Linked DNA regions of Homo sapiens: all the other regions are linked to region 2. Evidence: read pairs that join two places in POLR2A ChIA-PET (ENCODE). Cell type or tissue: CD4-positive, alpha-beta T cell. All regions are shown on one strand. Links, peaks and the distances in the headings refer to the core of each region. The heading gives the core; the rest is flanking DNA. Region 1 overlaps FGD3 (FYVE, RhoGEF and PH domain containing 3). Region 2 overlaps SUSD3 (sushi domain containing 3). Region 3 overlaps FGD3 (FYVE, RhoGEF and PH domain containing 3).

Region 1 (10,307 bases), core at 2,714-7,713, 61 kb after region 2:
GCCTCCCAAAGTGCTGGGATTAGAGGCGTGAGCTACCACAAGCGGCCAAGAAACTTAATAGGGGAAAAAACCCAACTTCACCTGAAGAGTCCTGACAGACACGCCCTTTATCAAGTGAATATCCCCAGGAATGGGATGCAGAGACTGCGTCACCGGGCAGGACGCAGGGAGAAGAGCACAGCCTCACTCCAGGAAAAGGCACAGCCTCAATCAAACTGTGGACAAACAGCAGAAAAACCCAAGCAGGCAGTCTACAAGTAACTAGGCTGCACCCCTCAAAAAGACAAGGACAGAGGCCTGTTCCAGACCCAAGAGGACAAATACAATAATGAGCGCAATGTGTGGCCCTGGGTTGGGTTATGGATCAGAAAACAAGAATGTTATTGGGACAATCGGTGACATCTGAGTGTGGGCTGCGGAGTAGATAGCACCAGGACATCAGTGTAAAATCCCCGATTTTGATCACTGTGCTGGGAGTACGCAAGAGAATATCCTTGTTCACATGTTTAGTGATAAAGGGTTACGGTGTCTGCAACTTAGTTTCAAAACGCTCAAAAGTCATCATCATCTGTATGAGTTTAGAGGGAATAATAAAGTAAGCCAGACAAAATGTTAATAATGCATAACAATGTCATTTTTGCAACTTTCCTGTAAAGGTTTAAAGTTATTTCAAAATAAAAGTTTAACGTTTAAAATATCCTTTGATTAAAGGAAGGAAACCTGCAAAAGGCCATGGGCAACTTGACTGTCATGCGATCCTGTTTTTTCCACACCAGGTCTTCTCAGCCTGGGCACTATGGACCTTCGGGTTGGAGAATTCTCTGCGGTGGGCCATGCTGTCTGCTGCAACGTGTTTTGCAGCATCCCCAGACCCCACCCACCAGATGCTGGGTGCACCCAATGTGTGAAGATATGGCCTGGGATCCCCGGGGGGCAAAGTCACCTTCAGGGAATGGCTGGATGGTACTGAGTCCAGGCGGAGAGCCCTCCCCACAGCCTGCCTGGCCCTGTGCCCAATCTGCCTAGGATGAGGGGATGCACAGACCAGTGGCTAGCCTGCAACCGGGGCTGTGTCTGCCTCGAGTGTCCCCAGGCAGATGTCATCCAGGACATGGCAGGCGCGATCTCAGCTCACTGCAACCTCTGCCTCTCGGTTCAAGCAATTCTCCTGAATCAGCCTTCAGAGTAACTGGGACTATAGGCATGTCACGCCCAGCTAATTTTTGTATTTTTAGTAGAGATGGGGTTATATAGTCTTGGGTAGTGGGAAATGCATTTGAAAATAAGCTTTACATTTTAAGAAGTGGTGAATGGAGTTACTTAAAAATAAAAAATTCTGGGCCAGGCGCGGTGGCTCACGCCTGTAATCCTAGCACTTTGGGAGGCCGAGGTGGGTGGATCACAAGGTCAGGAAATCGAGACATCCTGGCTAACATGGTGAAACCCCGTCTCTACTAAAAAATATAAAAAATTAGCCGGGCGTGGTGGCGGGCGCCTGTAGTCCCAGCTACTCAGGAGGCTGAGGCAGGAGAATGGCGTGAACCTGGGAGGCGGAGCTTACAGTGAACTGAGATCGCGCCACTGCACTCCAGCCTGGGCTACAGAGTGAGACTCTGTTTCAAAAAAAATTAAAAAATAAATGAATAAAAATAAAAAATAAAAAATTCTGTATGGCAAACACCACCATAAAGTTAAAAGATCAGGCGGGGCGCGGTGGCTCACGCCTGTAATCCCAGCACTTTGAGAGGCCAAGGAGGGCGGATCATGAGGTCAGGAGATCGAGACCATCCTGGCTAACACAGTGAAACCCCATCTCTCCTAAAAATACAAAAAAATTAGCTGGGCGTGGTGGTGGGCGCCTGTATTCCCAGCTACTCGGGAGGCTGAGGCAGGAGAATGGTGTAAACCCTGGAGGCAGAGGTTGCAGTGAGCCGAGATCGTGCCACTACACTCCAGCCTGGGCAACAGAGTGAGACTCTGTCTCAAAAAAAAAAATAAAATAAAAAAATAAAAGATCAATGGGGGAAAATAATCTGTGACATGCATGACAGAAAGAAGTTGATGTTCTTAGCATATAAAAGCCTTGTGAATCAAGAAGAAAGAGACCAGCCCTATAGGAGACAAGAGAAGCCAGGGCTGTGAGGAGGCTCTTAGCAGAAAGCGAAAAACAAAAAAGCAATGTAACATTTAAACAAAAATGCCTGCACTAGATATCGAGGGACACTGTGCAATCAGAGACTGTCCTTTGAATTCAGGTTCCATCAGATAATAGCTCGTGATGCTGTAGCTTGCACAGCCTCTTGAGCCACGATTTTCCGATGGGAATGCTGATTCATCTCTGGGAGTTATTGTAAGGCTCAAAGCATCAACAGAACATCTGGGCACATCCCATAATTTTCCTAATTTTCTCTATGTTCCAAAATTTTAGTAATGTCATGTTACTTTTTGGAGTAAAATATACATATATACATATGTTTTTAAAAAATAAAACACCAGGCTCTGTGCATCTTGAGAACATCTGTGTCCACACTCCCACTGCCGGCCTTACCTGGATGCTGTGGACGACGTCTTTAAACAGTGGGGAGCGCTGGGTCCACGTGCTCACCAGCCCTACGGCTCGGTCAAAGTTCTTGACATACTCGCCGTACATCTTCAGGAATGGGGCCAGCTTCTGCAGGATGTCCCCGAGCCGTGGGTTTGTGTCCCTTCGTGGAGAAATGAATCATCAGAGAAATAGCTGGGTGCAATGGGGACTCTGAGGTTAGTGGACATGAACTCCACCAGGGGGGTGTGGGGTGGAGGCCAGCTCTGTGTGATGGTGAGCAAATTGGTCACCCTCTCTGAGCCTTAGCTTCCTCCCCTATGTCATGTAGAGTAGAAAATAGTAACTGGGCAATTAAATGAAAGATGCCTGTAAAACAGTTAAAAGTCCAAGCTGCAAGCTTAGAACCAGTGACCCAGACACAGGAGATAGCAGTAGTAGCAGAATCGCTTGAATGATGAACCACAGTTATCAAAGAGAACCAACAAAATACCATTATGCTCCTTTTAAATGGGCAAAGATTAGAAACAATGGTTCTATCCAATGCTGGTGAAGTCCTGGGGAAAGTAGCTCTTTGTAGTACTGATAATGAAAAAAGCTGCTTTGGACAGAGATTTGCAAATAATTTTCAAGAAACAGAAAAATATACTAATCGTCTTTGACCTTAGGACTGTTTCAAAAAGAAAGAAAAAAGCCACAGGCACAAAGCCATCACTAAGGCATGACTGTGAACTGCACTTATACATTTAATTTAAAGGTCCAGGCTGGGTGTGGTGGCTCATGCCTGTAATCCAGCACTTGGGAGGCTGAGATGGGCAGATCACAAGGTCAGGAGATCGAGACCATCCTGGCCAACACGGTGAAACCCCGTCTCTACTTAAAAAAAAATACAAATAATTAGCCGGGTGTGGTGGCGGGCGCCTGCAGTCCCAGCTACTTGGGAGGCTGAGGCAGGGGAATGGTGTGAACCCAGGAGGCAGAGCTTGCAGTGAGCTGAGATCACGCCACTGCACTCCAGCCTGGGCAACAGAGTGAGACTCTGTTTAAAAAAAAAAAATGTCCAAAGGGCAGGGTGGCTAAGTCATTGGACCCCTGTGCTGTTATAAAAGTTGCAGAGGAGGTCACACATGCACTCATGAGTTAGCAGTCTCCAGGGCCTTGCAGGAGAAAACCTGTCTCTACCAAGCATGGATTTTTGTCAGCCAGAAGGCTGCATCCAGTCCTGACTGCCTCGGGGACACAATGTAAACCTGTTCGGCAGCTGGACCATGTCCTTGTACAGATTTATAAATTGACATAGCCCCTCCCTGAGCAACAGGTGAAGGGACTCCCCCTGGCCTCCCATTCCAGTCAAGCCTCTGTGGTCTCCTGGGTTGCAGCTTGGAGAACGGGCTGGTGGGACACAGAAGGGCCAGGCTCCTGATGCAGAGGGAAGCCGGGCCTGCGAAGGGCACAGGCAGTAGAGACCCTAAGTCAAACAGCAGCGGCACCCAGAATGAGGGGAAACGCAACACGCAACGTGGGGAACTGATGAGTCTGGGGGCCAGCCTGGGATGTTTCATGAATTGTGACTTGCACTGAGCTGTCCCTCTGCTAATGAACAGAAGCAGCAGTGGGACAGAGGGACAGGCCACAGGGACAGCAGGAGGAGGATCTGAGGTCCACTGTTGAGAGGGAAAAACAGCATTTTTAAAACAAAGGTGGAGTATAAGCTAGGAGGGAAAAGAAAACCAACTAGCACTATCCACTGTGTGGTGTTTCCAGATGTCAAACCTCATTTTAGTTTCAGAGCCCCAAGTGGGGCGTTAAAAGCCCTTCATTCCGCATCATCTGCTTTCTCAGGAACTAAGCCTTGGAGACCGTAAGTGGCTGGTCAAGGTCACCAACCAGGAAGGGGTGGAGTCTGGATCGGACCCAGGACCGTGCAGAGAAGGGAGGCGCCCAGCCACCATGAGACAGTCCCCCAGCACTTGCCTCGCTCTCAGGCACATGAACCCTGGTCTAGAGAACACTTGAGGGGCCCCATGGGCATGCGCAGATGGTACTCACCACTCCTCCGTGATCCGCGTCTTCAGCTCCGGCAGCAGGAACTGCCCGTGGAAGCGGTGGATGGAGGAGATGTTAGAGAATATGCCCATGATGACTTCTGGAGGGATCCCCGCATCCGTCAGCCTGGTGCAGAAAACCTGAGCATAGAGAAGCCCACGTGTGGCCAGTGAGCCTCTTCCACTGAGCACAGTTGCCGCCCCGCTTCGGCCACAGGTGAGGGCGCTCGGGAGGGGCCGCTGCTGCCACCTTGTGTTTTCTTAATGAATTTCAGAATTATTGTCCTCCCTTTTCATCCAACTGGTTCAGACAACCTCATGGTCTTAATGCAAGCTCACTTATGACTTACGAATGTGGGTGAGGCAGGGACAGTCGCCTGAGGACAGGGAATGACATCTTTCCTCAGCCACCTCTCATGCGAAATGGAAGGTTCAGACTTCCTTTTCTTTCTCGTGAGATAAAAACAGCAGCAGCACTGTCTGTCAAAACCCCAGCTTCCATGGGTGCTTTATTTCCTGTGCTCATAAACCCCACGTTGTCATGTGGATAGAGATGAGTGGCAAACCCTGTCCCAAGTACTTATGCAGAAAAACATCCAGAAGCCATTTACATGCTCAGATCATGCAGCTGCCAAGAAGAAATGTCCCACAGGTGACTTGGCAAAGCCTTCTCCTCAGAGCTACAAGCACTGAAAACAAAAAATAAGTTTCTAGGACGGGCGTGGTGGCTCACGCCTGTAATCCCAGGACTTTGGGAGGCCGAGGCTGGTGGATCACCTGAGGTCAGGAGTTCAAGACCAGCCTGACAAATATGGTGAAACCCCGTCTCTACTATAAATACAAAAATTAGCTGGGCGTGGTGGCATGTGCCTGTAGTCCCAGCTACTCGGGAGGCTGAGACAGGAGAATTGCTTGAACTGGAGAGGCGGAGGTTGCAGTGAGCCAAGATCGCGCCACTGCACTCCAGCTTGGGTGACAGAGTGAGACTTTGTCTCAAAAAAAAAAAAAAGTTTGTAGACCAGACTTAAATTTGTCTGAGTTTTAGTATTTAAGTCATTCACACTGCACCTATAATGCCCAGCCAATGCTAAGAGATACTGAAACTGCCCCCAAGCCATGTGGGCTACCTGGTCCAGCAGGTGCAGCCGCTTCACATAGGTCTCCTCGGTGTGCAGGAGCTCCTGGGCAATGTGGAGAAGCTTCTGGGGGCCAGAGTGCTGCGGAGAGAAGAGATGCAGCTCACCTGGGGAAGATGAGCCTTGGGGAATCGGCACCTAACGGGCTGCCACTGTGTGCAGGAGAACCAGGGGCCACAGGGGTGGCAGGAGGCCACTGGGGCAAGAGAAGGGGCAGGAGGGGCCACTGTGATGGCGATGTGGTGCTCAGTTCTCATAGATGGGCCTTTGACTACAGAGCAGTTGCAGCGACCACGTCAAAATATATTGCACAGTGATGTCAGCAAGATGATGGACTAAACAGCTCTCGGCCCTCCTTCTGCTCAGAGACATAAGGTTAACAACAATATATGGGCCAGAGCACCTGTGTGAGAATTCCAGAGACCAGCCGAGAAGCTACAGCACCCAAGCCATTATAAAGCCAAGAAAAGATTTCAGTAAAAGGTGTAGGGAAATTGGTGATGTTTGGCAAGCTTGTCTTAGTCCATTTTACCTGCTCTACATGCGTACCACCATGTCCAGCTAGTTTTTTTCTATTTTCGTTTTGTAGAGATGAGGTTTTGCCATGTTGCCCAGGCTGGTCTTGAACTCCTGGACTCAACCTATCTGCCCGCCTCAGCCTCCCAAAATGCTGGGATTACAGGTGTGAGCCACCGTGCCTGGCCTCCTCCTGTTTTTGACATTGGGCAGGCTAACAAACCTCTGTAAGTTTCAGTGACCCCAAATGCAAAGCAGCAGCGTCACCACCTAGTACCTACATCACAGGGATGTTATGAGGATGGAGTGGAACAACACATATGAAACACTTCATGCAGGACAGGGCACAGAGTATGAGCTAATTAAAGCTGGAAATCATCACTATGGAAGTTTTCACTGAAAATGCCTGAGACTGGGTAATTTCTAAACAAAAGAAGTTTATTTCTCACACTTCTGAGGGTTGATCTCTGCTTCCAAGATGGTGGCCTGAACACTATCCCCTCACATAGTGGAAGCAGTAGAAGAGAAAAAGGGAGATGAAGGCTGTGTCTTCACATGGTGGAAGAGCAGAGAGCAAACCCATGAACTTTCTCTTTTATAAAGGCCCTAATGCTATTCATGATGGCTCTGACTTCATTACTTAATCACCTCCTGAAGGCCCTATTGTGGCAGGCCAATTCTCCCTGACAATCACATAGACAGGCCTGCATGACAGTCACACAGACAGATTTCCACAGCATGGCCTTAACATGGAGCAAGTAGTTAAACCTAGGGAAATCAGTGCCCAGACATCAAAGCTAGAAATAAAACACAGTCAGTAGGAGCCTTGCATAATCTTCTCCCTAACCTGGAGCAAGTCAAAATAATGGAAGCAGTCTTATATTCCTAGTGCCAGGACCCATCTTGGGTCAACGGAATCTGAGACAAGTCAAGGTAACAGAGGCAGCTATTTGAATAGATTCATTGGAGAGTCTAAGGCAGCTCTCCAGACCAAGCTGTAAAGAAGATAAGATAGAAATAATCACTCCAGTACCACAGTAGACAGGCCTTGAAGGTACTGGGGCTCTTTTAATCAGACTTAGCAAGCATTTTTTGCTTCTGACCTTCTAGATGAAACAAAATTAGCTACAAAGAAACAGAAAAATGTAGCCCAATCAAAGGAACAAAATAAAAAACTTCAAAACTGATCTTAAGGAAACACAGATCTATGAGCTGCTTGAGAAAAAACATCGAAATAGTTGTCATAAAGATGCTCAATGAGATAAAAGAGAACAGATAGATGACTTTAAAAAAAAATCAGGAAATGATGCATGAACAAAGTGAGAATATCAACAAAGAGATAGAAACTATTAAAAAGGACAAACCAGACATTCTGGAGCTGAAATACACTTTAATTGAACCGACAAATTTTTAAGAGGGGTTTGACAGCAGACTTGATCAGGCAGAAGAAAAACTGGGCAAACCTGAAGAGAGGTCATTTGAAATCATAGAGTCAGATAAGAAAAAAAAAAGAAAGAAGAGCAAGGAGAGCCTAAGGGATGTATGGGCCACTATCAAGTAGATCAATATATGCACTTGTAAGTTCCAAAAGAGAAGAGAGAGAAAGGGGCAAAGAGTTTATTTACAGAAATAATGGCTGAACATTTCCCAAATTTGAGGAAAGCAATGGACTTAAAAATTCAAGAATCTCAAAGACCTCCAACTGGGGTAAATCAACAGAGAACCATACCAAGACATATTATAATTATATAACTGTCTAAAGTCAAATACAAAGAAAATCTTGAAAGCAGCGAGAGAAAAATAATTTGTCTCATGTAAGGGGTCTTCCATAAGATTATGAGAGGATCTGTCAGTGGTAACTTTGCAGACCAGAAGGCAGAGGGAGGATACATTCAAAGTGCTGAAAGAAAAAAAAACTGTCAACAAAGAATATTGTATTTGATAAAACTGTTATTCAAAAATGGAGAAATAAACACTTTTCCAGTTAAACAAAAACTGAGGGAGTTCTTTGCCATTAAATGTGCTCTAAAATAAAAAAGATTAAGGAGTACTTTATGTTAAAACAAAAGGATAGTAAAAAGCAACACAAAACCACAGGATAATATAAAGTTCTTCAGTGAAGGTGAACACATGGATAAATACAATAATTTGTACTATTATCCTTTTGGTGCATAGAATTCAAATCACAAAAACATTTAAACATTTAAATCTATATGAATAAATAAAGATGAATTCATGACATCAATCAGAGCAGGGAGAGGGAGGTGGAATTGTAAAAGAGTAGAGTTTTTGCATGTGATTGAAGTTGTTATTAGTTTAAAATAGAATGCTATAACTTTAAAATGTTTTATGTAATTGCAATGGTAACCACAAATAAAATATCTATAGATAAAAAAGGAAATGAGAAAGAAATAAAAGCATATCACTACAAAAAAAAATCAATTAAACACAAAGAAAGATAGTAAGAGAGTAAAGGAGGGACACAAAAAACCTATAAGACATCCAGAAAACAACCAAATGGCAGTAGTAGGTCCTTTCCTATCAGTAACTACTTTAAATGTAAATGGATTAAACTTCCCAATCAAAAGACATATTGGCAGCCAGGCGTGGTGGCTCACACCTGTAATCCCAGCACTTTGAGAGGACAAGGCAGGGAGATCATGAAGTCAGGAGTTTGAAACGAGCCTGACCAACATGGTAAAACCCCATCTCAACTAAAAATACAAAAATTAGCTGGGCGTGATAGTAGGCACCTGTAATCCCAGCTACTCAGGAGGCTGAGGCAGGAGAATCGCTTGAACCCGGGAGGCGGAGGTTACAGCGAGCTGAGATTGTGCCACTGCACTCCAGCCTGGGAAACAGACCAAGACTCTGTCTTTAAAAAAAAAAAAAAAAAAAAAGGTTCCAAGATGGCTGAATAGGAAAAGCTCCAGTCTGCAGCTCCCAGCATAAGCGACGCATTAGACGGATGATTTCTGCATTTCCGATTGAGGTACCAGGTTGATCTCACTGGGGCTTGTCAGACAGTGGGTGCAGCCCATGGAGCAGGGTGGGGCATTGCCACACCCGGGAAGCACAAGGGGTTGGGGAATTCCCTTTCCTAGCAAAGGGAAGCCGTGACAGACGGTACCTGGAAAATCGAGACACTCCCACCCTAATACTGTGCTTTTCCAATGGCCTTAGCAAACGGCACACCAGGAGATTATATCCCTCGCCTGGCTCAGAGGGTCCCACGCCCACGGAGCCTTGCTCACTGCTTGCACAGCAGTCTGAGATTGAACTGCAAGGCAGCAGCGAGGCTGGGGGAGGGGCGTCCACCATTGCTGAGGCTTGAGTAGGTAAACAAAGCCGCCGGGAAACTCGAACTGAGTGGAGCCCACCACAGCTCAAGGAAGCCTGCCTGCCTCTGTAGACTCCACCTCTGGGGGTAGGGCATAGCTGAACAAAAGGCAGCAGAAACTTCTGCAGAGTTAAACGTCCCTGTCTGACAGCTTTGAAGAGAGTAGTGCTTCTCCCAGCACAGAGTTTGAGATCTGAGAATGGACAGACTGCCTCCTCAAGTGGGTCCCTGACCCCCGAGTAGCCTAACTGGGAGACACTTCCCAGTAGGGGCCGACTGACACCCCATACAGCCGGGTGCCCCTCTGAGACAAAGCTTCCAGAAGAAGGATCAGACAGCAACATTTGCTGTTCTGCAATATTTGCTGTTCTGCAGCCTCCACTTGTGATACCCAGGCAAACAGGGAGTGGACCTCCAGCAAACTCCAACAGACCTGCAGCTGAGGGTCCTGACTGTTAGACAGAAAACTAACAAACAGAAAGGACATCCACACCAAAATCCCATCTGTATGTCACCATCATCAACGACCAAAGGTAGATAAAACCACAAAGATGGGGAGAAACCAGAGCAGAAAAGCTGAAAATTCTAAAAATCAGAGCACCTCTTCTCCTCCAAAGGAACACAGCTCCTTGCCAGCAACGGAACAAAGCTGGAAGGAGAATGACTTTGGTGAGTTGACGAAAGTAAGCTTCAGATGATTGGTAATAACAAACTTCTCCAAGCTAAAG
Region 2 (10,307 bases), core at 4,527-9,526:
ATCTCACCTCATCCTGGGCAGCTGCAACTCTAGTTCCCACCCCTGGCTGCGGTTGCCTCTAGTATCCCTTCTCCCCATCCCAGAGTTGCAGCTGGAAATGTGATCACCACTGAAAACTACATTTCCCAACCTGCCCTCCAGGGAGCAGTCACGTGACTGAACCTGGCCAATGAGGTGTGAGCATAGATGCTGTGTCACTTCTGCATTGGGGAGTGTGATGGTTAATATTGAGTGTCAACTTGATTGAATTGAAGGACGCAATGTATCGTCACTGGGTGTGTCTGTGAGGGTGTTGCCAAAGGAGATTAACATTTGCGTCGGTGGACTGGGAGAAGCAGACCCACCCTTAATCTGGTGGGCACCATCTAATCAGCTGCCAGTGAGGCTAGAATAAAAGCAGGCAGAGGAACGTGGAAGGACTAGATTGGCTGAATCTTCTGACCTTCATCTTTCTCCCATGCTGGATGCTTCCTGCCTTTGAACATCAGACTCCAAGTTCTTCAGCTTTTGGATTCTTGGACTTACACCAGTGGCTTGCCAACGGCTGTCGGGCCTTCTGCCACAGACTGAAGGCTGCACTGTCTTCCCTACTTTTGAGGTTTTAGGACTCAGACTGGCTTCCTTGCTCCTTAGCTTGCAGGCAGCCTATTGTGGGACTTCACCTTGTTATCGTGTGAGTCAATACTCCTTAATAAACTCCCCTTTATATATACATCTATGCTATTAGTCCAGTCCCTCTAGAGAACCCTGACTAATACAGGGAGCAAAGATGGTAGACATGTGAAAGGACAGACCAACCTCTCGGATCCTAAGAAGAGACAGCAATAAACTCCAGCTGGAGTTAGGCCACTGTTTTCTTGTGGATTTGTTAAGTGGACTGGCTCAAATCTGATACAAAGCTTCAGCAACACGTCTCAGCCCAGTGCCCTATTTAGCGCTTGGGATTCTGGCTGGTCCACTTGGGGCCCCAAGGTGACAATAACAAAAGTAGGAATATCAGCAACAATAATAATAGAAGGAAGAATAATGCCCAGGCTCTACTCTGTGCTGAGCGCTTCAGCAGCTGTTGGGTGACAGTACAGAAACGAACACACGGGTTCCAGCCTGTGGGGCTCCTAGTCCACCTCCACCACACACATTTGGGGGCCCAGGCAAGGGAGCCTGCCCCGGCCTCAAAGTCAGCACAGCTGTTGTGCCCACCTTGGACTGGGGTGCTGAGGAAATGAGGTGTAATGCCAAGGCATCTGGAAGGTGGTTGTGCCTGGTACACATGAGGGCAGGAGCCATGATGTCCTTGGAAGAACTGTCTCCCCCATTCTGCAGCCCCAGAAACCATGGCTCAGGGACACTGAGGTCACACAGCCAGTTTGTGGTTCCGCCAGGGTCAACCGCAGGCACCTGGCTCTTTATCCCCGGGCTGCCCCCATCCTTTCTGCCCCTTCAGTATCTGGGGAAGGCCAGCCTCTGGCCTGGGCAGGGCCATTCTGACTGCTCCCTGTCTATGGATCCTCAGCATTTGCACAGCCACTAACAATAACAATGCATGTATGGATAGAATATTCTGTTCAAGAGCACCCCACATTCTTTATCTGTATTATTACAGATAAGGCTCAGAGAGGTGGATTCACCTGCCCAAATGCCCACTGATAGCAGGGAGGGAGCCACCACTAGATGCGGTGTCTAAGATTCTTATATTTGTAACATATATGTAATAGGAGATTTGTATCTTCTCTACATAAACAGCACTTATATATTAATAAGCCAATGACAAAAATCACAGCAAAATGTGTAAGTTAGAAAAGAAAAACAAATGGCTCGGCCAGGCATGGTGGCTCATGCCTGTAATCCCAGCACTTTGGGAGGCCGAGGCAGGTGGATCACTTGAGGTCAGGAGTTCAAGACCAGCCTGGCCAACATGGTGAAACCCTATCTGTACTAAAATCAAAAATTAACCGGGTGTGGGTGGCACATGTCTGTAATCCCAGCTACTTGGGAGGCTGAGGCAGGAGAATCGCCTGATCCCAGGAAGCAGAGGTTGCAGTGAGCCAAAATCGTACCACTGCACTCCAGCCTGGGCAACAAAGTGAGACTCCATCTCAAAAAAAAAGAAAAAAAAAAGGAAGAAGTAAAACAATCTCCATTAGATGACATGATTTCGTATATATGTAGAAAAGCCTCAGAAATCCACTAAAAGCTATTATAAATAGAAATTAGTTCAGCAAGGTTGTAGAATACCAGGTCAACATACAGAAGTCAATGTATTTCTGTACAGTAGCAGTGAGCAAATTGAAAATTAAGAAAAACATTTTATACAACAGCATCAAAAAGAATAAATTAGTTATAAATTTAATAACAGAAGTGCAAAACACATACTCTGAAAACTACAAAACGTTGTTGAAAGAAATTAAAGACCTAAATAAATGGGAAAACATCCTATGCTCATGGATCAGAAGACTTAATATTGTTACGATGGCAACATATTATGGTAGTCCGTCCTTATCCTTGTTTTCACTTTCCATGGTTTCAGTTACCGGTGGTTCCACAATCAGAAAATAGTACCTCACAACAGTTGTGTTTTGGGCCATTATTAAGTGAAATGAGAGTTGCCTGAACACAAGCACTGCAGTATCAGGGGGTCTGATAACCCAGAGGGCTACTAAGTGACTGACAGCAATCCCAGGCGGGGTGGAGCGGGATGGGTGAGATTTCATCACAACACTCAGAGTGGCTCACAGTGTAAAACTTACAAATTATCTCTGGAATTTCCCATTCCATCACAAGGCCTATGTTTTTCATCTCACTTCATCTCATCATGTAGGCATTTTATCATCTCACATCATCGCAAGAAGGGTGAGTACCGTCTATTAAGATATTTAGAGAGAGAGAGACCACATTCACATTACTCTTATTATAATATATTGTTATAATTGGTATAACTTATTACTGGTTATCATTAATCTTTCACTCTGTTCAATTTATAAATTAAACTTATCATAGGTACATGTGTTTAGGGAAAAAACAACATATATAGTATCTGAAGTTTCAGGCATGCACTGAGGGGTCCTGGAATGTATCCCCCTTGGATACATTGTATCTACTATATTCACTGTATCTACTGTATTCATTGAATCTACTGTATTCTCCAAACTGATATACAGATTCAACAAAATCTCTATCAGAATCCAGCTGCTTTCTTTCCAGAAATCAACAAGCTGATCTTAAAGCTCATATGGAAATGCAAAAGACCTAGAATAGCCAAAACACTCTTGAAAAAGAACAAAGTTGGAGAGTTCACACTTGCCAATTTCAAAATGTATTACAAAGCTAGAGTAATCAAAACAGTGTGGTACTATCATGAGGACAGACATAAAGGCCAACAGAATAGAACTGAGAGTGCAGAGGTAAACCCTTACATTTATAGTCAAATGATTTTCAACAAGGGTACCAAGACAATTCAATGGGAAAGGAATAGTTTTTCAACAAACTGATGCTGGGACAACTGAAGCTGGACCCCTAGCTCATACCATATGCTAAAATTAACATGAATCAAAGACCTAAAAGTAAGAGCTAAAACTATGAAACTCTTAGAAGAAAACATAGGGAAAATCTTTGTAAACTTAGGCAATGGTTTCTTAGATCTAACACCAAAGACAAACACCAAAAGAAAAATAAAAACAGGACTTCATCAAAATGAAAAATGTTTGTGCTTTAAAGGACATTCAATAAAGTGAAAAGACAACTTACCAATAGGGAGAAAATACTTGCAAATCATGTATCTGATAAGAGGCATGTGTCTAGAACATATAAAGAATTATTACAATTCAATTAGAAGACAACAAAATTGAAAAATGGCCAAAGGATCTGAACAGACATTTCTCTGAAAAAGATAAGTTAGCAGCCAATAAGCACAAGAAGATTCTCAAAATTATTAACCTTCAGGGAAATACAAATCAAAACCACAAGGAAGTCTGTCAAAAAGATAGGCAATACCAATAGCTGGCTGGGCGCAGTGGCTCACGCCTGTAATCCCAGGACTTTGGGAGGCCGAGGTGGCTGGATCACTTGAGGTTAGGAGTTTGAGACCACCCTGGCCAACAGGGTGAAACTCTGTCTCGACTAAAACTACAAAAATTAGCCAGGCGTAGTGGTGGGCCCCTGTAATCCCAGCTACTTGAGAGGCTGAGGCAGGAGTATCACTTGAACCTGGGAGGCGGAGGTTGCAGTCAGCCGAGATCAGGCTACCGCACTCCAGCCTGGGACAGAGCAAGACTTCGTTTCAAGAAAAAAAAAAAAAAAAGACAGACAATACGAAGTGTTAGGAAAAATGTGGAGAAACTGGCACCTCAGAAGCTACTAGTTTGGGAACAGAATGGTGCAACAGCTTTGGAAAACTGTCCGGTGGTTTTTCACACAGTTAAGCACAGAATTACCACATGATCCAGTAATTCCACTGCTAGGTAATCAGCCAAGAGAAATGAAAATACCTGTCTACACAAAAATGGGTACACGAATGTTCACAGCAGCATTATTTGTAATGGCCAGAGAGCTGAAACACCTAAATGTCTGTCAACCAATAAGTGAATAAACAAAATGTGGTTTATCCACACCACAGAGTACTATTAAATCATCAAAAGGCATGAAGTGCTGATCCATGTTACAACATGGATAAACCTTGAAAACACTGTGTTAAGTGAAAGAAGTCAGACACAAAAGGTCACATGTCATATGATGACACTCATATGAAATGTCCAGAACAGGCAAATCCAGAGACAGAAAGCAGATTAGTGGCTGTCAGAAGCTGGGGGAAAGGGAAAACTGGGAGATGGCTGCTAAGGGGTATGGGATCTTCTTATGCAGTGATTAAAAACATTATAAAATTGACTGGAGTGGCTGGGTATGGTGGCTCACACCTGTAATCCCAGCACTTTGGGAGGCCAAGGCGGTCAGATCACCTGAGGTCAGGAGTTCCAGACCAGCCTGGCCAACACGGTGAAACCCCATCTCTACTAAGAATACAAAAATTAGCTGGGTGTGGTGGTGCACGCCTGTAATCCAGCTACTCAGGAGGCTGAGGCAGGGGAATCGCTTGAACCCGGGAGGCGGAGGTTGCAGTGAGCCAAGATTGTGCCACTGCACTCCAGCCAGGGCAACAGAGTGACTCCGTCTCAAAAAATAAAATAAAATAAAATAAAATTGACTGGAGTGATGGTAGCACATATCTGTGAATGTACAAAAGCTACTGAGTTCTATGATTTAAAAAGGTAAATTGTATGGTATGTGAATTATGGCCCAGTAAAGCTGTTTAAAAAATCAGGGGGAAAATATGTCAATTAAAGAAATACACATTTAAAACTGAAGATACTTGGCCGAGCACGGTGGCTCATACCTGTAATCCCAGCACTTTGGGAGGCTGAGGCAGGCGGATCATGAGGTCAGCAGTTTGAGACCCGCCTGACCAATATGGTGAAAACCTGTCTCTACTAAAAATACAAAAATTAGCTGGGCGTGGTGGCGTGCGCCTGTAGTTCCAGCTACTCAAGAGGCTGAGACAGAAGAATCCCTTGAACCTGGGAGGTGGAGGTTGCAGTGAACTGAGATCATGCCACTGCACTCCAACATGGGCGACAGAGGGAGACTCCATCTCCAAAAAAAGAAAAAGCAACTGAAGATACTTTTTTTGCTTCTTATCTCTGTCAGGGTTAAAAAGATCAGCCCTTCAGATTGAGGAGGCTGCAGAGGAGGGGTGCACAATTTCTAGGGGCGGTACACAGAGTGGGGAGGGCCTGAGGAGCTGCCCTGCCCTTCAGGGGGATGGAGGGCATGGTGGGCAGGACTGAGATCAGCAGGAGGCAGAACCTCCCAGGGATGCTGGGCGGATGACAGCTGACGCTGAGCATACCTGTGTGCCAGGTACAGCTCTAACCCCTGGCCTGGGCTATTTCCTATAACCCTGGGCTGACTCTCGCTGGCCTTGGGTCACCTAGCTCCCAGTGGCACAGCTAGGACTTGAATTCTGTCTCCAGGGTTGGGCTCTCCGTCAACTACCAAGCTCCATATCTGGAGACATCAGTGCAGGAATGAGTGAATGAATGAATGCAAGAACAAAGGAATGGAGGACTGGCAGCCTCACCTCACAGGCAAGAGTCGTGATCAGCACTCCCCAAGGGCCAGGGACCACTTTGCTTTTTCAGGATCTTGGGATCTGTATATGCACTGTCCTTCTGGCCAAGGAGGTGGCTATGGGATTCTGGAGCCCTGGCAGACACAGCAGGGCAGCCACGGGCTGGCCACGTGGCCCCCTCCCCAGGGCCGCCAGGCAGCCAACACTTCCCAGTCCTTAATTTAGAGCTGCGACTTCTGCATTCCTCTGTGGCTTCCCAGCCCACTGCGGCCCTTGCAGAGAGGAGGCCCCACCAGCCAGAGGTTTGGGAGTAGCCGTTGGCGGATGGGAGGAGAGGTTGGCGAGGGTGAGTGTGTCCAGCACCCACAACAGCGCCTGGTTGAGTGTCTGCCCAGTGAGAGGATGAATGGATGAACGTGAATTCATTCTTTAAAAATAAAACTAGAACTTCATTAGAATAATGAGATGCCTGGAGGGGTGGACCAAGGGATGGAGACAGATGTGAGAAAGCAGGCACAGCGAAATGCGAAGGGTGGAATCAAGCTGGTGCGTGTCCAGGCATAAAATTCTTTCAACTCTGCTGCACGTTCAAAAGAAAAATGCTGGCGGAAGACCTTGAGCATCCCCACTGCTGACATGTAACTGATCCCCTGGGCACATCCCCTTCCCACCCACCAGGGTCCCAGGGAAGGGGTGGCCATACCACTCCCCATCCAGGACCCAGACATTTAACCACTGCTGAGCGGTCTGGGCACTGGGCTGATCCCTAGGACTTATTCTACTGAGACTGTGTGTCACCGCGGGGACATAGCTTTCTCTCAAACAAGACGGATGTGACCGCCAGGGCCTCCCATGCACTCAAGGCAGCCAGGACCAGCTCTGGAGCCAGAGGACCTGGGTTTGAGGGTAGGCCCGGCCTTTCCAGAAGACCCCAGTCACTTCTCCACCCTGGGCCTGTGTCTCCACCTACAAATACCACAACAGGCAGGGTGGGGCGAGGACTGGATGAAATGATGATCATCCCAGCAAGGCCACCTCCACAGCTGACTTCCTCTAAGTGTGTTTTAGAAGGAGCAGCTCCTCCCCCTGCCCGCCCGTGTGTTGTGCTGAGCCCTGTGGGGAGCTCATGACTAGCCATGTCTGAGGTTGACCAGTCGGCTCTCACCTAGCTATGTCTGAGGTCGACCAAGGTCTTGTCTTGGTTCACACTTCATCTGCCAAAAGCCACATCCTGTGTTCTCAGCCGCCAGGTTCTGCTATAGTGAGGGCTCTTGTCCTCAGACAGCAACTGCAGGTGGTGGATTACATGTCACAGTGACAGGCATCAACAGCAGGCAAGCTGTTCCCAGCATCCCCTTCCCAGCATCCCCAGAGCCTGTCCTGCCTGCATCATTGAGCCTCACAGACGTGGGGGATAAAGGGTGAAGTCGGCTGGGTGCGGTGGCTCACGCCTGTACTCCCAGCACTTTGGGAGGCCAAGGTGGGCAGATCACAAGGTCAGGAGATCAAGACCATCCTGGCCAACATGGTGAAACCCTGTCTCTATTAAAAATACAAAAAGTAGCTAGGCGTGGCGGTGTGCACCTGTAGTCCCAGCTACTTAGGAGGCTGAGGCAGGAGAATTGCTTGAACCAGGAGGCAGAAGCCGCAGTGAGCCAAGATCACGGCACTGTACTCTAGCCTGGTTGACAAAGTGAGACTCTGTCTCAAAAAAAAAGGTGAAGTCACCACCCACAACCAAAGAAAGGGGACCAGCCAGCGAGGTAACACTGACCTACAAGAAGTCCGGGATGCGCCGTCAAATTAAAAACTCAAATAAAAGTATAGAACGATTTGGAATACAAGCCCAGTAAAACTGATGCCAGCCCAACTGTCCATGAGCAGAGAAGGATGGTGCCTGGTGGGGCTGGGGGGCCTTAAACGCAGTCCTGGCCTCAGACCCTGCATTTGTAGCCAGCTGACCAGAAGAAGGGTCTCATGCCCAGGTCCTAATGTAAGTGCACTGCTGGAATGGCTTTCCTTTATAAGTCAAGCAGAGGGTCTGGGGGAAGTAACTGGTAGGAGGGAGGGTAGGGTGAGTCCTTGCTCAAGGCTCACAGCCCTGACCTGCCTCCTCAGGGTGGCCAAGAGGTCCAACCTCCTTTAAGCCCTCAGCCAAGGGGGCACAGGGAGGCAAAGTCATGTTCCTGTGGCCTCTCTTGCTGCAGGGGCCACAGAAAGAGAAGCCACTGACCGGCAATGCCCCCTCTTAGCCCCCAGTTGGGTGGGCAGGCTTCCTGGAGGGCTAACCAGTAGGTTCCTGGGGTCTGATCCTGACAAGACCCATCCCAGCAGCAGGTCTTGGACCTGAATTTCTCACCTGGCTCAGCCTCAACTTCCCCGTCTGCAAAACTGGTGACTTGCCCGCCTGGGGTCTGGGAAGAGCAGGACTGCCCTATGGAGATCTTGGAGCAGGATCTGGTGCACAGGATCACTCCCTAGGTCAGGGCTTGAGCAGCCCAGGACATGAGCCCTACTGGGGCCCTGGGCCTCAATCCCCAAGGTCCATGGAACACAGGGAAACTTCAGCCCTTAGCCCTTGATCCCCAAGGTCTGCAGCATACAGGGGACCTTCAACCCTCCAGGCCCCAGTGGGGTCTCCTGTACTCCTTTCCTGAGCCTGGGAGGCCAGGAAACACTTTCTCTGGGCTGGCTCCATTTTCCAGATGAGGAAACTGAGGCCCACAAACCTGCCCAAGGCCCCTGGCTGCATGATGGCAGTGCCAAGAGTAGGAGGCTGGACTCCTGTCCCCTTGGGGTAGCCCTTTCCATAGGATTCACAGCGAACTCACAGCCAGGATTCCGTAGGATTCACAGCGAACTCACAGCCAGGATGGGGCAGGCAGGCAGCACAGTGCCAGGAGCTATGGTCTACAAAGTCTCTACCTGCACCCAACTCCCAGGGACATTCCAAGAAATCACCAAGGCATGAGGATGGAGCTGGTGGATCACCCTTGTCTCTAACCACCGCACAGCCAAGTCCTGCTCACACAGAGACTCCCGGACTCCCAGGGGACCCAGGGCCACCCCTCACTGACCTCCTGAGCCCCTCCCCATGCCTGATGCATGAGAGGCAGATCCCATCTGTCCCCTGTCCCCTCCCCTGCTTCAAATACTCATGAACTCCCAGCTGCCTGCAGATGGCCCTCCTGTGCCTCACCCCTGCAGAGGACCCCACACCCCAGCTGTCTTTGAGGATGTCTGTTCCCTAAAGCTGGAGGCAGAGGCCTTGCCTCTCTGGATCCGTCCTGCCCTCCAGCCCCATCCTACCCACCTGCTGTTCCCCAGCCCATGGTTGTGGCTGCCCTTGGTCTGCCAGCCTAGTGCTGGGGCATTTCTTACCTGGCACCCTTTAGATCCCTTTGCATGTAAATCTTAAAGAAGAGGGAAAAACAACAGAAAACGGATTTGATGCAAACAAGATACAAAATAAAAACACACGAGGCCCTGCCTGGCCCTCCCACGGCTCAGGGGCAGGTGGAGAGGACCAATGGGTACCTCAGGGCCACACCTGTGTGATGCCTGAGCGGCCCTCAGCCCACATGCCGCGCCTGCGCCTCTGCCTGGCCACCTGCTGCAGCTGCGCTTCCTCCCTCCCTGGCCTTATGTACGGAGGGGGCCAAGCCTGACCGGGTGGATTCTCATCCTCCCAGCCTGTGAGGCCAGCCGGGCGTCTGAGAACAATCCGTACTTGTTAATCTTTTATCTGGAACCTTGGACCTCAGGTCGGCCCCTCCATCCTCCCTCCTGGGATTCGCCACACAGCCCCTATAACCTGACCTCGCCTGCTGTGGGATTAAGTAACTATGTTCCCTTTTATGCTGGCTGAGGCTGTGGGAGAGAGTGACAGAGGCAGGCTGCTGAACCCAGTCTCACCTAGACTCGATCCCCACCTGCCAGTGAGTCCCTGTGTGACCTCAATCTGGGTCTCAGTTCCCCCAAATGTGAAACAGGAACCTTCAGGAGGAATTTCTCAGAGTTTAAAGGGGGTGACTTTTGCACACAGAGGTGCTTTGAGAACAGGACCCCCAAGACCCTGGCAGTGGGGACAGGCCTGGCCCCAACACTACATGTGGGTGTCCCACAGCCCTGGCTGTGTGTCTTCAGGTAAGTCACTTGCCCTCTCTGAGCCCATCTCCACATGGAG
Region 3 (10,307 bases), core at 2,596-7,595, 75 kb after region 2:
GCTGGAGGCATCATGCTACCCGACTTCAAACTATATTACAAGGCTACAGTAACCAAAACAGCATGGTACTGGTACCAAAACAGAGATATAGACCAATGGAACAGAATAGAGCCCCCGGAAATAATACCACACATCTACAACAATCTGATCTTTGACACACCTGACTAAAACAAGCAATGGGGAAAGGATTCCCTATTTAATAAATGGTACTGGGAAAACTGGCTAGCCATATGTAGAAAGCTGAAACTGGACCCCTTCCTTACATCTTATACAAAAATTAATTCAAGATGGATTAAAGACTTAAACGTTAGACCTAAAACCATAAAAACCCTGGAAGAAAAGCTAGGCAATACCATTCAGGCCATAAGCATGGGCAAGGACTTCATGACTAAAACACCAAAAGCAATTGCAATGGCAACAAAAGCCAAAATTGACAAATGGGATCTAATTAAACTAAAGAGCTTCTGCACAGCAAAAGAAACTACCATCAGAGTGAACAGGCAACCTACAGAATGGGAGAAAATTTTTGCAATCTACCCATCTGACAAAGGGCTAATATCCAGAATCTACAATGAACTTAAACAAATTTACAAGAAAAAAATCAAACAACCCCATCAAAAAGTGGGCAAAGGATATGAACAGACACTTCTCAAAAGAAGACATTCATGCAGCCAACATACACATGAAAAAATGCTCATCATCACTGGCCATCAGAGAAATGCAAATCAAAACCACCGTGAGATACCATCTAACACCAGTTAGAATGGCAATCATTAAAAAGTCAGGAAAGAACAGGTGCTGGAGAGGATGTGGAGAAATAGGAACGCTTTTACACTGTTGGTGGGACTGTAAACTAGTTCAACCATTGTGGAAGACAGTGTGGCGATTCCTCAAGGATCTAGAACTAGAAATATTATTTGACCCAGCCATCCCATTACTGGGCATATACCCAAAGGATTATAAATCACGCTGCTATAAAGACACATGCACATGTATGTTTATTGCAGCACTATTCACAATAGCAAAGACTTGGAACCAACCCAAATGTCCATCAATAATAGACTGGATTAAGAAAATGTGGCACATATACACCATGGAATACTATGCAGCCATAAAAAATGATGAGTTCATGTCCTTTGTAGGGACATGGATGAAGCTGGAAACCATCATTCTGAGCAAACTATCGCAAGGACGGAAAACCAAACACCGCATGTTCTCACTCATAGATGGGAATTGAACAATGAGAACACTTGGACACAGAGTGAGGAATATCACAAACTAGGGCCTGTCATGGGGTAAGGGGAGGGAGGAGGGATAGCATTAGGAGATTTACCTAATGTAAATGATGAGTTAACGGGTGCAGCACACCAACATGGCACATGTATACATATGTAACAAACCTGCACATTGTGCACATGTACCTTAGAACTTGAAGTATAATAATAATAAAAAAGAAAAAGACATATTGGCTGAATGGATTAAAAATAACAGCATCCAACTATATGCTGTTGAGAAGAGACTCACTTTAGATATAAGGACACACATAGGCTGAAAGTGACAGGATGGAAAAAGATACTTCATTCAAATGGTAACCAGAAGACAGCAGGAGTGGCCATAGTTAGATAAAATAGACTTTATAGCAAAAACTGTTACAAGGCTGGATGCAATGGTGTACACCTACAGTCCCCCCTACTCAGGAGGTTGAGGTAGGTCACTTAAGCCCAGGAGTTTGAGGCTATCCTGGGCAACATAGTGAGACCTTGTACCAAAAAAAAGAAGGAGAGTGATATCAGTAAGATGGCTGACTAGAAACACCTGGCATTCCTCCCCTCATCCCAAGAAAAGACTAAGGCACAAACAACTAAGATTTGGCTGGCGGTGGAGTGAGTGGTGGAGTAGAGATGCACCTGTGATGATTGAGAGAGCAGTGTGGAGGCACCCAGCCTCTAGTGGTCCCATCTCCCTCCAACCAGATAGCATCTATCCAGAGTCAGGAGGGACTTCCCTTTTCAGGGAAAAAGTATAACACAAGAGAATCCCACAGTCCTCGCAAGCCCCAAGCCCAGTTTGGAGAGTTGTGAGAATTTGCATAGCTACATCACCCGGATTAGGATCACAAAGTGTACACACCCCACCCCCCAACCACCCACTGTGAACGAGGCTGCTGTGGCATGGCACCATCCTGAGACCAGAGCAACCTCCAGAATGCTCCAGGCAGTAGCTACTGTACCTCTCTAGCACTGGGCTCCGTCTGCATTCCACCAAGACCACATGAGTGCTTGAATGCCACAACCCCAGATGCATAGAGCTTGGGCCCAGGATCAGCTGTGATTCTGTTCCTGCACAGCAGGGAAACCAACCCTCACTGCCACACTTTCAGCTAAAAGAACAGTCTGCCACTCCAACCCAGGAGCTCAAGCAATCCTCCCAGCTATTCTTCAGAAAGGAATGAGGAATAAAATCTTTAACCAACAAGCAAAATCTAAGGGAATTCATCACCACTAGACCAGTCTTATAAGAAATGCTCAAGACAGTCTTATATCTGGAAGTGAAAAGACAATAAACACCATCTTGAAAACATGTAAAACTATAAAACTCACTGGTAAAGCTGATACACAAATGATAAAAGAAATGAATCAAACCTTATCACTGCAGAAAACCACCCAACTACAAAAATAAATAATGAGAAGAAGTAACAAAGGATATACAAAACAACCAGAACACAATCAATAAAATGATAGGAGTAAGTTCTCACCAATCAATAATAATCTTGAATGTAAATAGATTAAATTCCCCTGTTTAAAAGATAAACTAGCTGAATGGATTAACAAACCAAGACCCAACTATATGCTGTCCACAAGAAACTCCCCTTACCTGTAAAGACACACATAAACTGAAAGTTAAGGATGAAAAAAGATAGTCCATGTAAACAGAAACCCAAAACAAGGAGGAGTAGCTATACTTATATCAGACGAAGAAGACTTCAAGTCAAAAACTATAAAAAGAAACAAAGAAAGACATTACATAATAATAAAGGGATTAATTCAGGAGGAGAATATAATTGCAAATATATATGCACCAAATACTAGAGCACCTAGATATAGAAAGCAAATATTATTAAATATAAAGGGAAAGATAGACCTCCAATACAATAGTGGTTGGAGACTTCAACACCCCACTCTCAGTATTAGATAGATCATCTAGACAGAAAATCAAAGACACATCAGATTTAAACTACACCATAGAACAAATGGACCTAACAGACATTTACAGAACATTTCACCCAACGGCTGCAGAATACACATTCTTCTCATGTACCCATGGAATATTCTCCAGGACTGACAATATGTTAGGACACAAAACAAGCCTCAGAATTTTTTTTAAATCAAAATTATATTAGGTATCTTATCTTACCACAATGGAATAAAACTAGACATCAACAACAAGAGAAACATTCAAAGCTATATCAATATATGGAAATTAAATAACATGCTCCTGAATGATGAATGGATGAAGGAAGAAATTAAGAATGAAATTTAAGGGCCGGGTGCAATGGCTCACACCTGTAATCCCAGCACTTTGTGAGGCCAAGGCTGGCATACTGCTTGAGCCTAGGAGTTTGAAACCAGCCTGGGAAACATGGTGAAACCCATCTCTACAAAAAAATATAAAAATTAGCTGGGTGTGGTGGTGGGTGACTGTAATCCCAGCTCCTCAGGAGGCTGAGGCAAGAGAATAGCTTGAGCTAGGGAGGCAGAGGTTGCAGGGAGCCAAGATTGCGCCACTGCACTCCAGCCTGGGTGACAGGGTGAGACTCTCTCAAAAACAAACAAACAAACAAACAAACAAACAAATCTCCAAACAAAAAAAGTCCAGGACCCAGTGGGTTCACCACTGAATTCTACTGAACCTATAAAGAACAATTGATACCAATTATCAAACTATTCCAAAAAATTGAATCGGAGGAAATTCTTCCTAACTCATTTTACAAGGTCATCATAACCTTGATACCAAAACCAGGAAAAGACACAACAAAAAAGAAAACTACAGGCCAATATCCCTGATGAACATAGATGAAAAAATCCTCAACAAAATACCCGCAAACCAAATCCAACAGCACATGAAAAAGATAACAAACCACAATCGAGTGGGATTTATCCCAGGATGCAAGGATTGTTCCATATACACAAATCAATAAATGTGATACATCACATTCACAGAACTAAGAACAAAAACCATATGATCATTTTAATATATGCTGAGACAGCATTTGATAAAATTCAGCATCCCTTTATTATAAACGCCCTCAACAAACTAGGTATAGAAGGAATATACCTCAAAATAATAAAGCCCATATGTGAGAAACCCACAGCTAACATCTTACTGAATGCAGAAAAGCTGAAAGCTTCTCCTCTAAGAATTGGAACAAGACAAGGATGCCCACTTTCCCCACTATTATTCAACATAGTACTGGAAGTTTTAGCCAGAAGAGTTAGGCAAGAGAAAGAAATAAAAGGCATCCAAATGGGAATAGAGGAAGTCAAATTGTCCCTGTTTGCAGATTATATAATCTTTTTTGTTTTTTTGATACAGGATCTCACTTGTTGCCCGCACCACCATACCCAGCTAACTTTTTAATTTTTTTGTATAGACAAGGTCTCACTATGTTGCTCAAGCTGGTCTTGAATTCCTTGGCTCAAGCAGTCCTCCCACCTCAGCCTCCCAAAGTTCTGGGATTACAGGTGTGAGCCACTAAACCTAGCTGATGTGATCTTATATATAGAAAACCTATATTGTATCACAAAACTCTTAGAACTGATAAAAAAAAATTTCATAAAGTTGAAGGGCACAAAATCAATATACGAACAACAGTAGTGTTTCTATACACAAACAACAAACTAGCTGAAAAAGAAATCAAGAAGGCAATCTCATATACAATAACTGCAAAATAAATACCTAGGAATACATTTAATGAAAAAGGTAAAAAAAAAAAAAAAAAACCTCTACAAGGTGTGAAAGGAAAAAAAAAACACAGGACCCCAATTCATAATGCCAAAAGAAAAAAATTAAGCTGAAAGCTGAGTCATGCAAGAAACTGCCTTTCCTTTTGTTCCTAAGCAGACAGCTATAGATGAAAGGTTAAATATCTCCACAGGTGGCTGCCCTATGTTTACCTCATCTTATGTAAAGTGCCGATTTACTGAGAACCAGATGAATACATAATTGACTATTCGCCTACCGGCTCCTTTTCTCTTGCAACATGTGGATTAACATACCTTCCCTTTCTCCCCTCCAGCCCACTTTTCCCCTTTAAATACTGAAGACTTCAAAGTCCTCTTTGGAGAAAGGCACAGGCCACAGACTGTTTTTCTATGATTCCATGTTTATTTCTTCCAAGCATGACCTCAACCTTGGCAAAATAAACTTCTAAATTGATTGAAACCAGTATCAGATACTTTTTGGTTTACAAAAGAAAACTAAAAAACACTGATGAGGCCAGGTGCGGTGGCTCACGCCTGTAATTCCATCACTTTGGGAGGCCAAGGTGGGCGGATGAAGAGGTCAGGGGTTGGCCAGGCGCGGTGGATCACGCCTGTAATCCCAGCACTTTGGGAGGCTGAGGCGGGTGGATCTCGAGGTCAGGAGATCAAGACCATCCTGGCTAACATGGTGAAACCCCGTCTCTACTAAAAACACAAAAATTATCCAGGTGTGGTGGCACGCATCTGTAGTCCCAGCTACTCAGGAGGCTGAGGCAGGAGAATCACTTGAACCTGGGAGGCAGAGGTTGCAGTGAGCCTAGACTGCGCCATTGCACTCCAGCCTGGGTGACAGAGCAAGACTCCATCTCAAAAACAAAACAAAACAAAACAAAAAAACACTGATGAAAGAAATTGAAGAGGATAATGTTTCATGAAAGGGCTGTGCTTGCAGAGACCCCTAAATGCTGAAGGAGTTGAGGAACCAAAGAACAAGGCAGACTAATGTAGTTTCTCAGCAGAGGGTGATTTATTGGGGAACTTACAGACAAGAGCATGGTCTTGGGTGGCCACAAAACAGGTAGATCTTCATGCTGTCAACCCCCAAACCCAGGACTTACATGCCATAGGGAAAGGGTATACAGTGCTTCAGAAGGAGTGTGTAGGACATTGAAATCAACCCCTCAGGGAAAGGCAAGAATGTTGTATTTATCATAGCCTAAGGGCAGGTTTTATGGTAAATATGTGTTTATGGTAACATCAAGGTTGTCATGACCTAAGATTAAGATTTACAGTAAGTACTTGCTCTTATATAAGGAACAGTAATAAGATAGAAATCTTAGAGGCATTCCTGGAACTATGATTAATCAGAAGTCAACATGGCAGATTAGTGTAAGGTAGGTAGCCAGGCAGACATGAGCAGGGGAGCAGGGGCCCCGCCACACCAGGAATATCAGGTGACCATCATCAGGTGATGGTCTTGATAGATGCAGGAGGCAGATAAGAAAGGGTCCCTGGAGAATCTCCAGCCTGCCCCACAAGCATTTATGCCAGATGTTTTTGTGTAGGTAAGGGAACCTGTGCAGGGTCTTGCCTGGGCATGCCCACAATGGACTGGAGGCCCACAGGTACTGGGGAAATGGGGTGGAGCTACCAGGAATGGTGGTAGCTTGGAGCCTTATGCAGGGTGGAGCCTTATGCAGGGGAGAAGCCTGGCCTCTTCAACTAGTGTGTGGTGGCCTGGTATTCAATCTGTGAGGTGGGAGCCTGTTGGCAGGACCCCTCTTTCTTTGCTGAGAGCTTTCTTTTTGTCTAATAAATCCGCCCTCCTCACCCTTCAATGTGTCCTTGTGCCTAATTTTTCCTGGTAATGAGACAAGAACCCGGATTTTAGCTGAACTAAGGAGCAAAAAATCCTGCATTGGTCAGGTGGTTGCTAAACAGCCTCTTTAAAATAATAACTGGTTGCAGCCAGCACCAGGGAAATGCAGTCTCCCAATAGATAGAAAAACCTGAAACAGATAATCAGCTTCCTGATAAGATCTCAAGAGTTGGATAAATGGACTCATGCATGCGCGCTAAGGGGCGAAATGGTGAAGTGTAATTGGTATATGACCGTCTAGGAACACTTGACAGGTACAGGAAGAATGGCTCAAGTGAGCATGCTCACAACTCCAGTAAACACACTACACATACGGCCCCTCCCAAGTGCTGGTGGGCCACTGGGCATGCAGACAGCCCACCACACGAAAGAATCAGGGGCGAAGGGATGTAACTCCCTGGAAGCATGCCAGTGCAGAATACCCCAAGTCAAAGGATAAACGGAGCACATGAATCTCTCAAGTCAGAGAGGAGGGACCTTGGAGTCTGCACTGAGTAGAACTGAGGCACCCATGGCCCTCCTAGACAGGAGGCTCATGAGAGTGGTAGGGCTAAAACCTAACACCATGCAATGTCTGTTGTTTCCTCTGCTTTTTCTTTTTTTTCTTTCTTTCTTTTTTTTTTTTTTGAGACAGAGTCTCGCTCTGTCGTCCAGGCTGGAGTGCAGTGGCACTATCTCGGCTCTCTGCAAGCTCCGCCTCCTGGGTTCACACCATTCTTCTGCCTCAGCCTCCCAAGTAGCTGGGATTACAGGCACCCACCACCACACTTAGCTATTTTTTTGTATTTTTAGTAGAGATGGGGTTTTACCGTGTTAGCCAGGATGGTCTCGATCTCCTGACCTCATGATCTGCCCACCTCAGCCTCCCAAAGTGCTGGCATTACAGGCGTGAGCCACTGCACACAGCCTCCTCTGCTTTTTCAACTAAAATTGGTTGTTTTCCAAAAACCCATACTGCCTATTCTCCTGTTTTCTCTGTGTGTGTTCTGAAATGGCTTGTGCACTCACTGGACTGTCTACCTCGGAGGCAAGTCTGCCTCTTTGTTTTCACTTTGTATGTCACTTGACTTCTTAAACACACACTCCCTGTTATTCATGCACTCATGGCTCTTGCTGAATTTGTGTGGCAGCAAAGACACAGGCTCCCTTGGGGATACGCCATGAGATTTATACTTGTTTTTACCCTACCAGCTCGGATGACCTCTAACCCTTCCCCTGACTACTGGCACATGGCCAGGACAGACACTAATTGGAACCCTGGCTCTGCCAGCTCCTTCTGACTTACCATGTGCTTTTCATTCCTGTTATGCCCCAGGGCCAAGTTTTCCAGTGGCTTTTGAAGCAGTTTGTCTGCGGGCACAGGGCCTCACTCTGTGGTCCTTTAAGGACCCTGCCTACTTGCTTTTTTGAGTTAGTACCTTTTTGGGATAAGGGAACATTCTTCCTTTGCCATTGCAAGTTCTTACCCCAAGCCCCAAGTCCTCCAGAGGTTCTTCTTTTATGTCAAGAGGGAAAATAAACATCGCCCTCTCAAATGGAAGGGCTGCTATTTTTGTAAGCATATAAAGGCTTTCCATGAATATTCCTCTCACCTCCTCCCACTTCCTCCTGTAGCCTCCATTTCTCTAATCACTTCCACACCCCTCTCAACATGCATCAAGACCTTCAAGGTCATATTCAAAGGCAGGGGAGTCAGCCCCCTTGTGGCAGTTAGCTGAAAAACAGGCTTCTCATCTACTTAAAGAACATGAGAGATGGGACTCTGAGAAAAGAGATCATCATTTTGTTGCTCAGAATGCTCCGAGCAAGTCACTATAAGGTCATGGAGATAAGGATATAGGCTGGCTGAAGTCCATAGGCACAAGAGACCCATAGGACAGAGATAAAGGCTGATAGATTATCATTAAAACAGAGATGAAGGCAAGGTTAAGGGTACATGGTAAGACTGGTTCATTCCAGAACCCCAAGGATGAGCAGGGGGCCCACTGTTCACTCTGGTATTTCCTCTGTTGTCAAGTGGGTAATTGTGATGAAATGGGACCAAGGTTAAGGGTACACAGTAAGACTGGTTCATTCTGGAACCCTAAGGATGAATGGGGGATGCCCTATTCAAGATAATAGGAAAGTAAGAAGGGACACATTTTACCTTTTTCCTTTTTTTCTCCACTGTTCTTTCTTCACAGATGGGTAATCACATCTCCATACCACAGGACACACCCCTCAGATGTATTCCCAAAAAGTGGGAAAAGTTTGATCCCCTAAACCTTAAAACAGAAAAATGGGCCAGGTGCGGTGGTTCATGCTTGTAATCCTAGCACTTTGGGAGGTTGAGGTGGGTGGATCACCTGAGGTGAGGAGTTTGAGACCAGCCTGACCAACATGGTGAAACCCCATCTCTACTAAATACAAAAAATTAGCCAGGAATGATGGCTGACACCCGTAATCCCAGATACTTGGGAGGCTGAGGCAGGAGAATCACTTGAACTCGGGAGGCAGAGGTTACAGTGAGCTAAGATTGTGCCACTGCACTCCAGCCTGGGCAACAAGAGCAAAACTCTGTCAAAAAACAAACAAATAAACAAACAAACAAAAATAGAAAAACTAGGTTTTCTTTGTAATACTGTTTTTCCTCAAAATTAACTGGGAAGAAATAACAAAAGTCAGCCTCAGAACCCAGTGCCTCTATGCAGGAAATCCTCAAAGTCACCTCCTCAGTCTTTTATAACTGGGAGTAGAATCAGGAGGACAGGGCTAAGGAAAAAGAGAAGTGCAGGGACCAGAGGCAGGCTTAACTACTGGCTGCTCTGCAAGCCCACCAGCCTCCTCCAGGTTTCCCTAAGGACACTCCTCCAGGTAACTGCCATTGGCGTGGGAAGCCAGGCCACTGGAAGGCAAACTGCCCCAGTGGGACAAACGGGAGGAAACCTCACATGGTTTCCCCTCTCTGCCAAAAGCTTGGCCACTGGAAACGGGACTGCTTTGAAGGCTGAAGGGCCCCCAGGACAGAATCCCAACCCCTGATGGCCTTGAGCTGGAGAGCTCTCTGCTCTAGCTGGCTTCCAAATCAGACATTGGCACTAGCAGGACAAAGCCAAGGGTGACTCTGGAGGCAGCAAATAAAATTATAAATTTCCCTTTGGGTTCAAGAGCTGCCTACTCTGTGCTAATCTCCTCTGAGCAATTCTTCTCCAAATGCAGTCAGGTAATGTGGGCAAATAGCACTCCCTCCCTCCAAAAAAAAAAAAAAGAAAAAAAAGATTCACACCCCTTTACATTATTTAAGAGACCAATTACCACTTTCCCACCAGTCCCTGGTAGTGTCTAAATACCCTACACCTCTTTGGGGCAAAAATATACTTTCCTAGATGGGTGTTTGCTTAATATTTACCTGACCTCTGAATTCATCTTTATCTCTAAGAGCTCTATTTCTCCTGGGAAAGCCACCT

The links. Peaks named below come from ENCODE experiments on the same cell type or tissue, not always from the same donor. Only the 100,000 strongest peaks of a DNase experiment are listed, where the experiment ranks them.
Region 1: POLR2A ChIA-PET joins it to region 2 with 24 read pairs; 9 of 35 experiments call an interaction of 5 or more read pairs at or near these places.
Region 3: POLR2A ChIA-PET joins it to region 2 with 10 read pairs; 9 of 35 experiments call an interaction of 5 or more read pairs at or near these places.

The regions. Positions count from the first base shown.
Region 1 is chr9:92,998,422-93,008,728 of GRCh38, reverse strand. It overlaps FGD3 (FYVE, RhoGEF and PH domain containing 3), which reads right to left. Exons shown (of 18, transcript NM_001083536.2): 4 at 5,715-5,804; 5 at 4,592-4,728; 6 at 2,549-2,705. LOC101927954 (a long non-coding RNA gene) reads left to right here. Exons shown (of 3, transcript NR_121565.1): 3 at 1-614. Among named protein-coding and RNA genes, the nearest start is that of SUSD3, 55 kb to the left of the region's middle. RefSeq lists a silencer at 4,668-4,962. In CD4-positive, alpha-beta T cell, for the core only: CTCF peaks have their summits at 4,632 and 4,835 (motif pointing left); DNase peaks (open chromatin) are centred at 4,828 and 7,478; H3K27ac peaks cover 2,168 bases.
Region 2 is chr9:93,061,589-93,071,895 of GRCh38, reverse strand. The region is part of intron 1 of SUSD3 (sushi domain containing 3); the gene reads right to left. Among named protein-coding and RNA genes, the nearest start is that of SUSD3, 8.0 kb to the right of the region's middle. RefSeq lists enhancers at 35-329, 7,207-7,276, 7,307-7,516, 9,063-9,630. In CD4-positive, alpha-beta T cell, for the core only: no CTCF peak of the experiment used is centred there; DNase peaks (open chromatin) are centred at 7,315 and 7,792; H3K4me3 peaks cover 2,922 bases; H3K27ac peaks cover 3,945 bases.
Region 3 is chr9:92,984,613-92,994,919 of GRCh38, reverse strand. The region is part of intron 3 of FGD3 (FYVE, RhoGEF and PH domain containing 3); the gene reads right to left. Among named protein-coding and RNA genes, the nearest start is that of FGD3, 42 kb to the right of the region's middle. RefSeq lists an enhancer at 6,288-6,986. In CD4-positive, alpha-beta T cell, for the core only: no CTCF peak of the experiment used is centred there; a DNase peak (open chromatin) is centred at 5,159; H3K27ac peaks cover 750 bases.